Regions from separate parts of the Mus musculus genome. Here regions 2 and 3 are each linked to region 1. Evidence: chromatin loops called from intact Hi-C (ENCODE). Cell type or tissue: heart. All regions are shown on one strand.

Region 1 (5,000 bases):
GACTACTGAGTTAAGGGTTAACTTGATTCTTTCTGGCCACTGCCTGGCAGCTTTGCCCTTGTCTTTTATCCTAGGAGTTTCAAAAAAAAAAAAATCAAAGAAGCTGGCCTCTGAGCTCTGACATATAATAAGTCAAAAGTTAAAGTTTAAATAATGATAAGTTTATTATTATTATTTTGGCTACATGCGTGGGAATAGGGAAAGCTTGAAACTTTGGGGAACAATTGTAAATTTTGATTTTCTGTGGGATGTGGTTATTCTTTCAAATTTGATTTGACAATGAATATATAATAGTTTTTTTTCTACCAGTTTTTGGAGTATCAATAAACGACTGGGACAAGAAAAAGGCAAGAGAACATGTGAGGTAAATGTAGAGATCGAGTGAGATGAAAGTGTGAAGAGTGAGTGAAGAGAAAATGTGAGGTGTGTATGGAGAGTGAGTGGGTGAGTGAAAGGAGAATACATGTGGTGTGTGTGAGATGTGTGTGTGTGTGTGTGTGTGTGTGTATGAAAGGGCAACACACAGAGGTGTGTAGGAATGTGAGAGTTCAAAAACATTCACAGGAGAAAAGGAGAGTGCGCAGGAAAATACAGTGTGTTCAGCCTCAAACTGTGAGCCAAGGAGAGACAGAGAAAGATTACAGATTGAGAAACAAGAGAGAAAATCTTTAAGCCTTAAAAAATTGCCTGTAAGTTCATACCCAAAAGTTATTCTGTGTATATTCATTATGCACCTTCCAGATATTCCTGTTTCCAGATTTCCCTGTTTCCAGATGTCTGATGCTTCTTTTGCATCAGATCTGCTCCATGCTTTATCTTCTCAGAACCTGTTGTAATTGATCACTTGGCTCTGTTGGTGACGTGTTTTTCTACCTGTAATTATGTTCCTATGCTGGTGCCTAGGCCTCTAGATTTGGGGTAATTATTGATGTAGGTACTTGTTTCTGGGGGTTTCTTGTTTGGGAGGGAGTTTTGTTCCTGGGCTACTGTTTGATGTCTGGATTTGCAGAGAGATTTGGCTGAGTGTTGCCTCTTCTACTGAACTGTTTGGTGGGTGTCTTAGCCAGGGTTTCTATTCCTGCACAAACATCATGACCAAGAAGCAAGCTGGGGAGGAAAGGGTTTATTCGGCTTACACTTCCATACTGCTGTTCATCACCAAGGAAGTCAGGACTGGAACTCAAGCAGGTCAGAAAGCAGGAGCCGATGCAGAGGCCATGGAGGGATGTTCTTTACTGGCTTGCCTCCTCTGGCTTGCTCAGCCTACTCTCTTATAGAACCCAAGACTACCAGCCCAGAGATGGTCCCACCCACAAGGGGCCTTTCCCCCTTGATCACTAATTGAGAAAATGCCTTAGAGTTGGATCTCATGGAGGCATTTCCTCAACTGAAGCTCCTTTCTCTGTGATAACCCCAGCTGTGTCAAGTTGACACAAAACTAGCCAGTACAGTGGGTATGATCAAGAGAGAATGCTTGCTAATGTTGGAAGTTGGGAGAAGAGGCAGTCAGGAAGAGATGATCTTAGCAATCCATAAGGAGACATGGGAGAAAGGTTAGGCTGCCTCTGGTGTTTAGTACAATGCTAGGGGCAACTGTGAAAATTGCATCTGGAATAACAAATAGTGTGGTAGGTAGATCTATGGAAAGCCTACCTTGTCTCCTGGCAGGTGTGGCATGTAGTTGAACAGGGAGTGTCTGCCCAAGTGGGGCGTGTGCCACAGGAATGAGGCAGGAAAGGAAGGAGTATGTGTGGTATCCATAGGAGGCATGCACAGAGGGAGAGGAAATCTCCACTGATATTCTGTTCCAGTGGTAAGGGCAACTGATATTAGGATCTACAGCAACAGGTAGTGGGGAAGGTCTTTGGATAGAGTACCTAGTCTATTTGCAGGCATGACCTGTGGTTGAAGAGGAGTAGTTCTCAATAATAAAAGGCTCAGATACAAAGATGAGTTTGTAAAGCCCAACCAACTCCATTTCTGAGAGTGCACAAAGTCCACTTGAGCAAACATCCTATGACAACCCACACTTACCAACAGCCAGTCTAGTGTAACAGCAGGGTCAAGCTACATATAGATAACTAAGACATCCTACAGAAAAAAAATTAGCTTATCCATCAAGGTTTTCAGATGGTTTTGCCCCCTTGTTTGGTTCCTGCAGATATGCCAGACATACAGTTTTTGAAATATTAAGTAGCTGACTTGCCTGGAAATTCCCCAATCTTGCAGTAACTGCAATACATACACAGGACCCTAGACTCGATTCCTTGATTTGGACTAGATGTGAAGTTGACTGGTGAGAGTCCTTGTTACTGTATTCATAAGAAAGAACTTTGTGTCTTTGCATTGAAATAGGTTCCTTGGTTGTCTTTGAGGTTCCTGTGACTCGGCCATAACATCTTGATGTGTTGACTGAAACCCCAATGCTTCCAAGTGAAGGGTTGAAATGCTGCTTGTTAAGGATATGTGTCAGTGTTGTTCTTTGTGTCAGTGCCTTGTCTGTAGATTTGTGTTTGTGTGCCTTGGTGTTCAGGTTTTTCTTGAGTATTCGTGGAGGGAGATGACTAAAGCAAAGGTGGAACCCTGCCTGCTACAATGCATGAACTGGAGAGTCGTAGCCCCAGGTGCTTGGAAGACATTCCAGAGCCTGGTATAGGGAACAGTGTGCCCCTGGTCTTATTTTCTGGGAAGGTTAGAGCAGACTTGGAACCCTGCTACATGGCTCACAGCTGTCATCCTGTCTTCATTTTCTCCTCTATAAGAGGCGAGGAATCTGCTGGGTATCCCGCCCCCTTGTGGCCATGTATTATGTGGGTGGCACTTTAGTATTCTGTGACTGAGAGGTAATAAGACTGTTTCCATCCCAATCAAGTTAGTTATCAGCACCCCCACACCCAATCTTGGGTTAAATCCTTCTTAACAACAGGACTGAGACCCACTATATTACCCATGACAGAGAGTTCTTCGAAACAGCATCCAGGCCCAAATCAGGCTGTTTCTACCCCACCCCCCTTTCTTTTTTTACAGTGTGGAATGGACAAAGACCCTATTTATTTCCCCTCCTGATCAACCTTGTTCCCAATCCATATGTGGCTCTGTTGTTTTGAAATTGGAGCTGTCCGTAGATGGAAGGTTGTTCTTCATCCATTCCAACAAAATTAGCATATCTTCCTTGGACCAGCAGCCTTATTTACATGTCTGTTTGGCAACCTGCTCCGCTGTTCACCTTCTGGCTGTTTAGCTTTGATAGCACTGGCCTGGGAACACAGGGTTAAAGACAGCTCACCGCAGGGCAGCACAGCCTTTGAACTCCTAGTCCAGTGTATCTTTCCCTGCTCTGAGCCAGGCCCACTTACTGTTTTGTCCTGGCTCAGCCTCAACTCCAACTCCCTCATGCGGTGCTAGGATCTCCAGTAATTTATATGGTTAGAGTGTTGGTTTGGGGTTTGTACAACATCCTCATTCAATATTATCTCTGTATCATAATTGTCTTCAGTTCTCAACACTTCAGAGCTACAGTCATCTGAAGGAGCCTCAATTGAGGCTGTGCCTTTACCAGATGACTGGTTTCTACATCTATGAGAGATAGTGTTGATGGCTGATGTGGGAAGGCTCTTGCACTGACGGTGGCAATGTTCCTAAGCAAGTGAGCCTTGGCTGGATGTGAGAGCTAGCTGAGCAGGAGACAGTGACCAAGCAAGAAAGCAAGCCATGAGACAATGTTTGTCCATGTTTTTTGCCTTCAGTTTGTAGCTTCAGGTTGTAATCTAAGCTTCCCAAATGATGGTCTGTGATTGGACAGAACCATGTACAACACCCCATTTATTACCTGAGATGCTTTTGCTCAGAGGATTCGATCAGAGCAACAGAGTAGCAAGGTAGAACAACAACAACAACAATGGTATCAAAAGATGATTTTGCAGCTCGACAGAATCTATGTTCCCTTTTGAAGAGATATGGAAAATACCAGAATATAAGATGGCAAAAGTATATGGAGCTTAACGGTTGTTCTCATAGGATCTGGAAGACTGGAGTGTTGACAGTAAATGCAGCCAGAGTAAGCTGGGGTCACACTATTTCAGTGGAAAATAGACTCTGTGAAAAGTTTACCTAGAAGTCATTTGGGTGATATTTTGGCCAAAAATCTTTCTTTTCTGCTTATGCCCTGAGATATTGAGTAGGGCAAAATTTAAAAGTTTCTGCAGGGTTAGGCACATCCCCTCCTACTGAGGTCAGACAAGGCAGCCAAGTTAGGGGAACAGTTTGCACAGACAGGCGACACCTTAAGGGACATCCCCCAATCCAGTTGTTGGGAGAGAAGACTGAGTAGCACATGGACTACATATATGGTGGGGGCCTCAGTCCATCCTGTGTATCCTCTTCGGTTGGGGGCTTAGTCTCTGAGAGTCTCCTACTGTCCAGATTAGTTGACTCTGATGGTCTTCTTACAGACTTCCTTGTAGCCTCCCCTCCCCCAGCCTGAAACCTGCTTGCTCAGGGGTGGAGCTTGCCACTCAATCGTTCTGCCACGCCTCTGCTAGAGCTTGCCACTTTGCTGTTCTGAAGCCATCATGTGTTCACCTGCAACCTTACTCCAAGAATATTTTGCAGGAATAGGGCCCCTCCCCCTCCTTCATAACGGAGTGTCGAAATAGTAAAATTGAACCTTGAGCAGATCCTTGTCTTGGTTCCGTCTTTATCTCATGCCGCGTAGCCCCTCTTCTTTTCCAGGTTTCTAAGATGCCTTTCCAGACTAGAACCCAGACCTGTGATCCGCTGGCCGGACACAACATTTGGCGAACCAACTCGGGACTGAGAAACGGCAGAGGACATTTGCAAGAAGCACTGCTGGTTTGGAGCTCCATGAAAGAAGAAGAAAATAATTAAAGGAAATTCATACTGGAGAAGGTTGGTATGGGTTAAATTGAAACAGCGTTTAACCTGAGCGCTAATTCACGTACGTTCAGCAGTGAAGCTTAACAGGAGGTAGGAACTGTTAG
Region 2 (5,000 bases), 110 kb before region 1:
CTCCTGGGCAGTGTTTGAGTACGCTTTAATCCCAGCACTCAGGAGGTAGAGGCAGGCAGATTTCTGAGTTCAAGGCCAGTATGGTCTACAGAGTGAGTTCTAGGACAGCCAGGGCAACACAGAGAAACCTTGTCTCAAAACACCAGAAAAAAAAAGAAAAAAAAAAAGAAAAAGAAAAGAAAAAAAAAGTTGCGTTCTGAGGATATAAATTGTCATGAAGGCCTTGGCCCCAGGAAATTACCATCTCGCCCAAGGACTTTCCAAGCTTTAGAAAGGGAGATCTATTTAATTCTCAATACATTGTAGCCACAAAAAAAGCTCCCAAGGCCTAGGCTCCAGTCCATTATTGGCTCTGCAAATATGTTCCTGGGTTTGAGAAGGAGTTATATCACTCTTTATACATGAGAACTTTAGGGAAAGATTACTTGATAAGGGTAGCCCTCCATACAACAGTCTCAGTCTCTCCATCTCTCTCTGTTTATTTATTTACATTCTAACTGTGGCCCATGATCTGGTTCCCTCCCAAGGTTCTTTACCCTCCTCCCCCTTCCCTTTGCCTTTGAGACCTTGCCCCATCACCCCATCTCCACTCCTCTCACCCACTCCTCACCTTCCTCATTCTTCTTCCCGGGGGAATCAAGTCTACAAGATTAGGTGTATAGTCTCCTATTCGGTACAGACAATGCAGTCCTCTGCTACATATGTTCCTGGGACCATGGACCAGCCCATGTATTCTCTTTGGTTGATGGCTTCGTCTCTGTGAGCTCCCAGGGGTCTAGGTTACATGATACTATTGGTCTTCTTAAGGGACTGGTATACCATACAGCTCCTTCAATCCTTCCCCTAACTCTTCCATAGGGTCCCTGACTGGAGTCCATTGGTTGGCTGTAAGTATCTGCATCTGTCTCAGTTACTGGTAGAGCCTCTCAGAGGACAGCCATGCTCAGCTCCTGTCTGCAAGCACATAGGTGTTTTTCCTTCTCAAATGGATGTCAACCAGTGTAATTTTTCCATGTGGCAGAACTATGCTTTTCTCAATTAGAAAACGGGAGCTTTAGGCACACCAGGCATTAATGTTGGTTGTGACTCTGTAATGATGGATTGAGCAGCTTGTTACAGACCTGCTTTTTGCTTTGAGCATGTGCCAAGTGGCTGGTTGTACATCACAGTTGTCTCTCCTTTGTTATAGTTTGGAGCCAGCTGTGTAGACAAACCTGGGGAGCAAACATGTGAATCCTAGCATCCTAGTCTCTAACCGGCCTGCTTAGCATACTAACCTGTGGGGTGTTTTTGACACAGTCCTCCATCAGCTAAATGCTACTTACTGTCACTATTTCTTAAGCTTGGTAAACCATTTAAATCATCAATTCTACTCTTCTACATCTCAGCTTAGTATGGGAGTGCTACCCAACACATGAGATGCCTTTTAACAGCTCCACAAAATTAACTACAAATGGATCTTATACTTAATAGGTAAATGCTGGGGGCAAAACTTATAGAAGATTCAAGAGAAACTAGGGCTCTCCAAGTTTGGCATCCTGCCCGTGAAATTTCTACAAGCAAGCCCCTAATCCTAATGTTTTGAGCTGATTCAGCCCTGATACTGATGTTATTCAGAGTTCACCGCCTGTTTTAGCAAGTGAGGAGCATCACAAAGGACCGCACAATTGGCCACATCTGGTTACATCTGGCTGAGGCTTCCCATACAGCCCCAGAGAGGACACACCACCTCAGCTCCCACTGCTCAGCCACCTGCCCCTACCCATTATAGACAGTAACCATGCGCTTACCATGTTTCAAAAACGGAGCTTACTTGAGGTCCACTCACAGCACCCAACAGCAGCGCTCAAAGCAAGACACAGAGACGGTTCAATCCTGTAGAGCAAAAACAAACTTCCAGCAAGGCATCCGGAAGACCCCGCCTCATTGTCTGACTGGCAGTTCGCCCTGGAATCCTTGATTGGCCAGCGAGTCTTACCCCGCCTCTAGATTAAAGTGTGCTTCCTGTCCCGGTCCAGTCCTTTTACAGATCTCGGGAGTGGTTTGCATTCGGGTGGCATTTGTGCCTATCCTCCTAGAGCCTCCTCTATCTGTGGTCCCAGGCCGACTTTGAGGAGGATCCACCATTGCAGCTCCGGCTGTTCATCCGCCTGCTCCTCCCCTTTGTGGGCAGTGATCTCGCACTCACCATGTCTCAACTTCGGAGCTCGCTTAAGGTCCCCAATGGCACCCAACAGCATTACTCAAAGCAGGACGGAAAGGACTATTCACTCCTGCATTCCAAAACGAACGTGCAGCAAGCCACCCGGAAGAACCCTCCTCATTGTCTGACTGGCAGATCCGCCTGGGGCCCTAGATTGCCCAATGAGTCTTACCCCTCCTCAAGGTTAAATAGAGCTTCCAGTCTTGGGTCAGACCTTTTCCAGATCTCTGGTCTGACTTGCTCTCCATTAGCATTTGTGTCTATCCTCCGAGCGGTGGGAGTGGAGACAGCATTTCAGCTCAGGCTGTTCAGCCGCCTGCTCCTTCCCGTTGTAGCAGTGGTCCTGCACTCACCATGACCTACTTCCTGGCTTGCTTGAGCTTTCCTCACAGCACTTCCCCTTCTTCCTGAAATCAAGGTCGCTAGCCTTTTACTAAACTGGGAGTGGAGTTATCAATCTGGCTCACCAGTGGAAGGATGCCCAGGATAATAACACTAAAGAGGATTTTAGGATACAAGAGTTTTGTTTTGTAGCTTGATGCTGGACCAGGGGAAATGCAGGTCCTTTTCACCAAAGAGGTATGAAACAACCTTGGGAGAAAACCAGGAAAGAGATGACAAACAGTGTAGAGCACTGTTGTTAGCCAGCGCATCTTCCTCAGTGGCAGGGTGGAGACAAACCACAGTTGTATTAGTACAGATAATCGTACCTCATCTCATAGGACGAATTTCTTTATGTATGTAGAAAGGGGATTAATAGAATGTCTCACAGACAGTGGTCCTCCTAGTCCAATAATGGCTTAGCACATTCATTGCCAAGGGAAAGAAGAAAAATCAAGGACTTGTTGAGTTCACATTGCTTGATATCTCAGCGGATCTTGAGAACTTACCAGAATTCTGAAGAAATACGTACTTACTAATGCCAGTTTAAAAACAAAACAAAATGAATGAATGAACAAACAAAACACCTTGCTAAAAAATGTAGGGAAAGAAGTAGACAATTTGAAAGAACTTCCCTGTTTAAGGTCCTTTATGTATGTAGGTTTCAGAAAGAATGTGTAGCCTGGATTAAAGGTGGATCTTAAACTCTCAAAAGACCAAGATATAGCAAGGGTTTCTCACTTCAAAAGGAATAATTAAGAAAACTCCCTTACAGGATGCAGGGTTAGAGTTAGGGGATTAGAGGGTTAGGATTAAGATAAAGAGTGTTTAGATTAGGGTTAGTGTGGTTAGGGTTACAGGTTTAGGGTTAGGCTCAGGGTTAGCACAAAGATTTTGCTGTGCTATGTGAAATCAGCTCCTGTCTCTTCTCTCATCTGCCTTCCCAGTCCTCTTTTTCATACTATCAGCATCTTCCTTCCTGCCCCAAAGAAAGTCATAAGGGGGCTATGCAAGAACCCGGAATTCCCTGATGGGAAATAGGTTTACTTTACTCAGGGGCCCAGTTCTCATACAACAGAAAACCACTATTTCTTCAGTTGTTGTTTTAAATTTCACCTAGGGAATCCTCTTAAAATGTAAGCAATCATGGGGCTTGGTGTCTTTTTTTGATAATGATATAAAGCATAGACCATTTAATTTTACCAGGTCTTTAGGTAATATAACCACATGGTTCAAGATCAAATGGTAGGCACCATTATTCTTGATGGTCCCACCGAGTCAATAGTATCCCTATTACACAAAGAAGAAATATCAGACTTACAAAGTATTCGTTTTGCATCTTAATGTTTTGTTTTGTTCTGATTCTAGTAACTTCTACCTTACAGATTTAATGGCTCCTCAAAAGAACCTAAAAGTTTTCCCATCCACATACCTCCAAAAGTGGCATACTAACAAAGGATACAATGACTTTGATATTCACAGATCCCAACAGACAAGTATAAGTTACTAAGTGCTAGTAAGGCATTTTTTTAAGATTTTTTTTTAATGTCCATGAATATACACTGTAGCTGTCCTCAGATACACCAGAAGAAGGCGTTGGATTCCATTATAGATGGTTGCAAGCCACCATGTGCTTACTGGGAATTGAACTGAGGTCCTCTGGAAGAGCAGTGCATGCTCTTAACAACTGCGCTATTGCTCCAGCCCGAGGAAGGCCTTTTTAATGTGACTGATTTAGAATATCCATAGTCGCATAAGAAACACCTTGTCAATTTTGTGTATGTAAACCCAGTGAACTCACTGACATCTTTCATTGAACTATGATAATTTTGAGATGTGGTGCCATTGAGAACTTAGAAAGAGGGGATAAACATACCTTGTTCCCCACCCCTGAATAAATGTTGTCATAGTAGAATGTGAATTTATTTGTTAAACTTATTGTATCTTATGATATTAACAAATATAAAATGTTAGAATGATCGAAAGAAAGAAATAGTTTTAATAAAGAAGGATTCATATATAGATTAGGATGGAAATTTCCAAAAATGAGAATTAAAAAAACTCCTACAAAGCCTTTGGAAGTTCTGAAGGAATAAGTGAGGCATTTAAGGCACTTAGAGTATGACACTTATGGTAAATATTATGGAATAAAAGTCTCTGTCTTCAGATGAACATTTATGACAAACTGCCTGTAATCTAAGTTTAATTCTATCCTGTGTCCAGGCTATATTGAGGAGAGTCAAAATATGGGGATGATTCCCTCAGAGCTTCCAAGGGAAGTCACACTCAGTCTACCCAAGGGTATTGAGAAATATTCACTAAGAGGGAAAATAGTACAAAGCAAAGCTTGAAGAAACAAAAGTTATTTAGAAGCCCAAGTGATAACTTAGGCATGGCTTTTCAACAGGCCTACCGG
Region 3 (5,000 bases), 48 kb after region 1:
CACAGAATACAGACATGCTTGCAGGCTTGGAGACTGCACTCCAGTGTTCTGCTCTCTTGGGATGAAAAGACACTCTCCAGGCTATAGGAAGAGAATCCTGGACATCAACCCACCTAAAAACCCTCCATGTAAAATCTGTCCTGCCTGCAAGATGTGCAGGGGCATGAGGCATCCAACTCTTTGGAGTCAGGAATCATTAGTTGCTTTAACGTGAACCCATACCAGGAGAGGAAACTCAAGTCTTACACAACTTGGATGGCCAAAAATTTCACATAGACCAAAATGACAAAAATGGGGCATACATGGTTGTCTACCAAGTCCTCTGCTGGTATGTTATGGCTGTTAGCTTGGTGTTTGTGTGGGAATCCTCACAGTGAGAAAAGATGTAGCTCTGACTTCCTCAACTGCTCTTGCAACTCTTTTCTTCCTATTGCGTTGCCTTGTCCAGACTCAGTATGAGATTGCCTTTTGTTTTGCATCTTGTTTGTTTGTTTTTTTTTTTTTTTTTAGTACTATAGCTAAACTTCAGTCAAATCTAACAGTAACAACAACTAAAGCAAAACGTGGCATTAATTTGAAAGCAAGAAGTGGTCAATGGAAGGTGAGTGAAAAAAAAAAAAGAAATGAAAAGAAATGGCTTCTCCTAGTTATGGTGTAGTAGAAATTTTATTATAGATAAAAAGGAGAACATAGCAAGACATAGAGACATTTGGGAAATTTCGGAGTGGGGATGACTGAAGCTAATACGTAGAGAGAAGAGGGTACAGTGTAGTGGGGTGAACCAGATCAAGAGGTCAATGTTCTAGACAAGGCACTGAGGTGTGTATTTTACATATCAAAGCAGACCTGGCCTCCAGGTTTTCTCAGTCCCTAGCTGGCAAAACCTGTCCCCTACCCTGAACTTTCCAGACCAGAGGCTGGGCTGCCTTCTCCCAGAGGCTCTTTCCTATATAATCCAGACATTGTGGTCTCCTCTTGCCCTTTTCCTTCCCTTTCCTCTCTGTGCACACAACCTAATGTCTTTCCTTCCCCCTCAAGCCACCCCTCCCTCAGGGACTTCACCCAAAAAAACCTACATCTAATCTAATCTAATCTGATCTAATCTAATCTAATCTGGGATGAACTGGCTTATTTCAATGGCAGAGAAATAACCTATTAGTCTTGAAGAAATAATCAGTCAGTCAGAAGAGTAAACTTGAGTCTCTAACCGGCCTGCTTAGCATACTAACCTGTGGGGTGTTTTTGACACAGTTTTCTATCAGCTAAATGCTACTTACTGTCACTATTTCCTAAGCTTGGTAAACCCTTTACATCATCAATTCTACTCTTCTACATCTCAGCTTAATATCGGAGTGCTACCCAGCACATGAGATGCCTTTTAACAGCTCCACAAAATTAACTATAAATGGATCTTATACTTAATAGGTAAATGCTAGGGGCAAAACTTATAGAAGATTCAAGAGAAACTAGAGCTCTCCAAGTTTGGCATCCTGCCCGTGATATTTCTACAAGCAAGCCCCTAATCCTAATGTTTTGAGCAGATTCAGCCCTGATACTGATGTTATTCAGAGTTCACCGCCTGTTTTAGCAAGTGAGGAGCATCACAAAGGACCGCACAATTGGCCACATCTGGTTACATCTGGTTGAGGCTTCCCATCCAGCCCCAGAGAGGACCCACCATCTCAGCTCCCACTGCTCAGCCACCTGTCTCTACCCGTTATAGACAGTAACCATGTGCTTACCATGTTTCAAAAATGGAGCTTACTTGAGGTCCCCTCAAGGCACCCAATAGCAGCGCTCAAAGCAGCATAGGGAGAACCCTTCAATCCTGCAGAGCAAAAACAAACTTCCAGCAGGCAACCGGAAGACCCCGCCTCATTGCCAGAATGGCAGTTCTGTTCGGAAGCCTTGATTGGCCCACGAGTCTTACCCCGCCTCTAGTTTAAAGTGTGCTTCCTGTCCGGGGCCAGTCCTTTTACAGATCTCCGGAGTGGTTTGCATTCGGGTAGCATTTGTGCCCGTCCTAGAGCCTCATCTATCTGTCGTCCCATGCAGCCCTGGAGGAGGATCCACCATTGCAGCTCTGGCTGTTCATCCGCCTGCTCCTCCCCTTTGTGGGCAGTGATCTCGCACTCACCACGTCTCAACTTCCGAGCTCCCTTAAGGTCCCCCCAAGGCACCCAACAGCAGTACTCAAAGCAGGACAGAAAGGACTATTCACGCCTGCACTCCAAAACAAACGTGCAGGAAGCCACCCGGAAGAACCCTCCTCATTGTCTGACTGGCAGGTCCGTCTGGGGGCCTTGATTGGCCAGTGAGTCTTACCCCTTCTCTAGGTTAAATAGAGCTTCCAGTCTTGGGTCAGGCCTTTTCCAGATCTCTGCTTTGACTTGCACTCCATTAGTATTTGAGTCTATCCTCCAAGCGGTGGGAGAGGACACAGCATTTCAGCTCAGGCTGTTCAGCCGCCTGCTCCTTCCCTTTGTGGCAGTGGTCCTGCACTCACTATGACCTACTTCCTGGCTTGCTTGAGCTTTCCTCAGAGCACTTCCCCTTCTTCCTGAAATCAAGGTGGCTAGCCTTTTACTGAACTGAGAGTGGAGTTATCAATCTGGCTCACCAGTGGAAGGATGCCCAGGATAATAACACTAAAGAGGATTTTAGGATACAAGAGTTTTGTTTTGTAGCTTGATGCTGGCTTCAGGGAAACTGCAGGTCCTTTTCACCAAAATGTATGAAACAACCTTGGGAGAAAAGCAGGAAAGAGATGACAAACAGTGTAGAGCACTATTGTTAGCCAGCGCATCTTCCTCAGTGGCAGGGTGGAGACAAACCACTGTTGTATTAGTACAGATAAATGTACCTCATCTCATAGGACGAATTTTTCTATGTATGTAGAAAGGGGATTAATAGAATGTCTCACAGACAGTGGTCCTCCTAGCCCAATAATGGCTGAGCACATTCATTGCCAAGGGAAAGAAGAAAAATCAAGGACTTGTTGAGTTCACATTCCTTGATATCTCAGCGGATTTTGAGTTCTTAACAGAATTCTGAAGAAATACGTACTTACTAATGCCAGTTTAAAAACAAAACAAAACGAATGAATGAACAAACAAAATGTCTTGCTAAAAATATACAGGGAAAGAAGTAGACAATTTGAAAGAACTTCCCCGTTTAATGTCCTTTATGTATGTCGGTTTCGGAAAGAATTTGTAGCCTGGATTAAAGGTGGATCTTAAACTCTCAAAAGACCAAGATATGGCAAGGGTTTCTCACTTCCCAGTTCACATACAACTGAAACCCACTACTTCTTCGGTTTTTCTAGATTTCACCTAGGGAATCCTCATAAAATGTAAGCAATCATGGGACTTGGTGTTTTTTTTTTTTTGATAATGATATCATAAAACATAGGCCATTTATTTTTACCAGGTCTTTAGGTAATATAACCACATGGCACAAGATCAAATGGTAGCCACCATTATTCTCATTGGTCCCACCTAGTCAATAGTATCCCTATTACACAAAGAAGAAATATCAGACTTACAAGGCATTCATTTTGCATCTTAATGTTTTGTTTTGTTCTGATTCTAGTAACTTCTACCTTACAGATTTAATGGCTCCTCAAAAGAACCTAAAAGTTTTCCCTGTCACATGCTTCCAAAAGTGGCATACTAACAAAGGAAACAAAGACTTTGATACTCACAGATCCCAACAGACAAGGATAAGCTAAGTGTTAGTAAGGCATTTTTTTTAAGATTTATTTTTTTTATGTCCATGAATATACACTGTAGCTGTCTTCAGACACACCAGAAGAGGGCGTTGGATTCCATTACAGATGGTTGCAAGCCACCATGTGCTTACTGGGAATTGAACTCAGGTCCTCTGGAAGAGCAGTCAGTACATGCTCTTAACCTCTGATCCATTGCTCCAGCCCGAGGAAGGCATTTTTAATGTGACTGATTTTTAGAATATCCACAGTCTCATAAGAAACAGCTTGTCAATTTTGTGTATGTAAACCCAATGAATTCACTGACATCTTTTGTTGAACTATGATAATTTTGACATGTGGTGCCACTGAGAACTTAGAAAGAGGGGATAAACATAGCTTGTTCCCCACCCCTGAATAAATGTTCTCATATTAGAATGTGAATTTATTTGTTAAACTTATTGTATCTTATGATATAACAAATATAAAATGTTAGAATGATCAAAAGAACGAAATAGTTTTAATAAAGAAGGATTCATATATAGATTAGGATGGAAATTTCCAAAAATGAGAATAAAAAAAAATCCTACAAAGCCTTTGGAAGTTCTGAAGGAATAAGTGAGGCATTTAAGGCACTTAGAGTATGACACTTATGGTAAATACATATGGAATAAAAGTCTCTGTCTTCAGATGAACATTTATAACAAACTGCCTGTAATCTAAGTTTAATTCTATCCTGTGTCCAGTCTACATTGAGAAGAGTCAAAATATAGGGATTATTCCCTCAGAGCTTCCAAGGGAAGTCACACTCAGTCCAAGCAAGGGTATTGAGAAATGTTCACTAAGAGGGAAAATAGTACAAAGCAAAGCTTGAAGAAACAAAGGTTATTTAGAAGCCCAAGTGATGACTTAGGCTTGGGTTTCCAACAGGCCTAGCAGAATATGAACTGAAATTGATTTTGCTGAATATGAACTATGATCCCCTTTAAATGCAGTCTATTTAGCACCTGAAGGGACAGCAGTCCTCAAAAGTTATGTTTGATCATGTCAAATGTTATTTAGATAATGAGTTCTCACTCCAGATTTCCTTTGCCATAACTGGATGTATCTCAATATCCCATATAACATACAAGAATGTGGGTTACTTCAGCACGGCAGGGCCTATATACAGGTGAGGAAAACTGAGCAATCTTCTTAAATACTGAGGCCAAGTCTAAAAGCTATATACCAAATATAGAATACTATCTCATTATCAAATAGTACTTCTCACTAATAGATTGTGTCCTTCAGTACA

What was found. Peaks named below come from ENCODE experiments on the same cell type or tissue, not always from the same donor. Only the 100,000 strongest peaks of a DNase experiment are listed, where the experiment ranks them.
Region 2: it touches region 1 in a loop (2.7-fold over the local background); 2 of 42 quality-filtered maps call a loop at or near these places.
Region 3: a loop joins it to region 1, with 2.5 times the contacts of the local background. A loop is called at or near these places in 5 of 42 quality-filtered maps.

What each region holds. Positions count from the first base shown.
Region 1 is chr13:74,567,377-74,572,376 of GRCm38, forward strand. It overlaps the pseudogene Gm20590. Among named protein-coding and RNA genes, the nearest start is that of Gm46430, 47 kb to the right of the region's middle. In heart, a CTCF peak has its summit at 2,810 (motif pointing left); no DNase peak of the experiment used is centred here.
Region 2 is chr13:74,460,792-74,465,791 of GRCm38, forward strand. E430024I08Rik (a long non-coding RNA gene) reads right to left here and starts at 2,821. Exons shown (of 8, transcript XR_003950546.1): 1 at 2,418-2,821; 2 at 1,791-1,875. In heart, no CTCF peak of the experiment used is centred here; a DNase peak (open chromatin) is centred at 2,000; H3K4me3 peaks cover 1,501 bases; H3K27ac peaks cover 1,156 bases.
Region 3 is chr13:74,615,460-74,620,459 of GRCm38, forward strand. It overlaps Gm46430 (predicted gene, 46430), which reads right to left and starts at 1,862. Exons shown (of 6, transcript NM_001378681.1): 1 at 1,743-1,862. In heart, no CTCF peak of the experiment used is centred here; DNase peaks (open chromatin) are centred at 1,922 and 2,292; H3K4me3 peaks cover 1,572 bases; H3K27ac peaks cover 926 bases.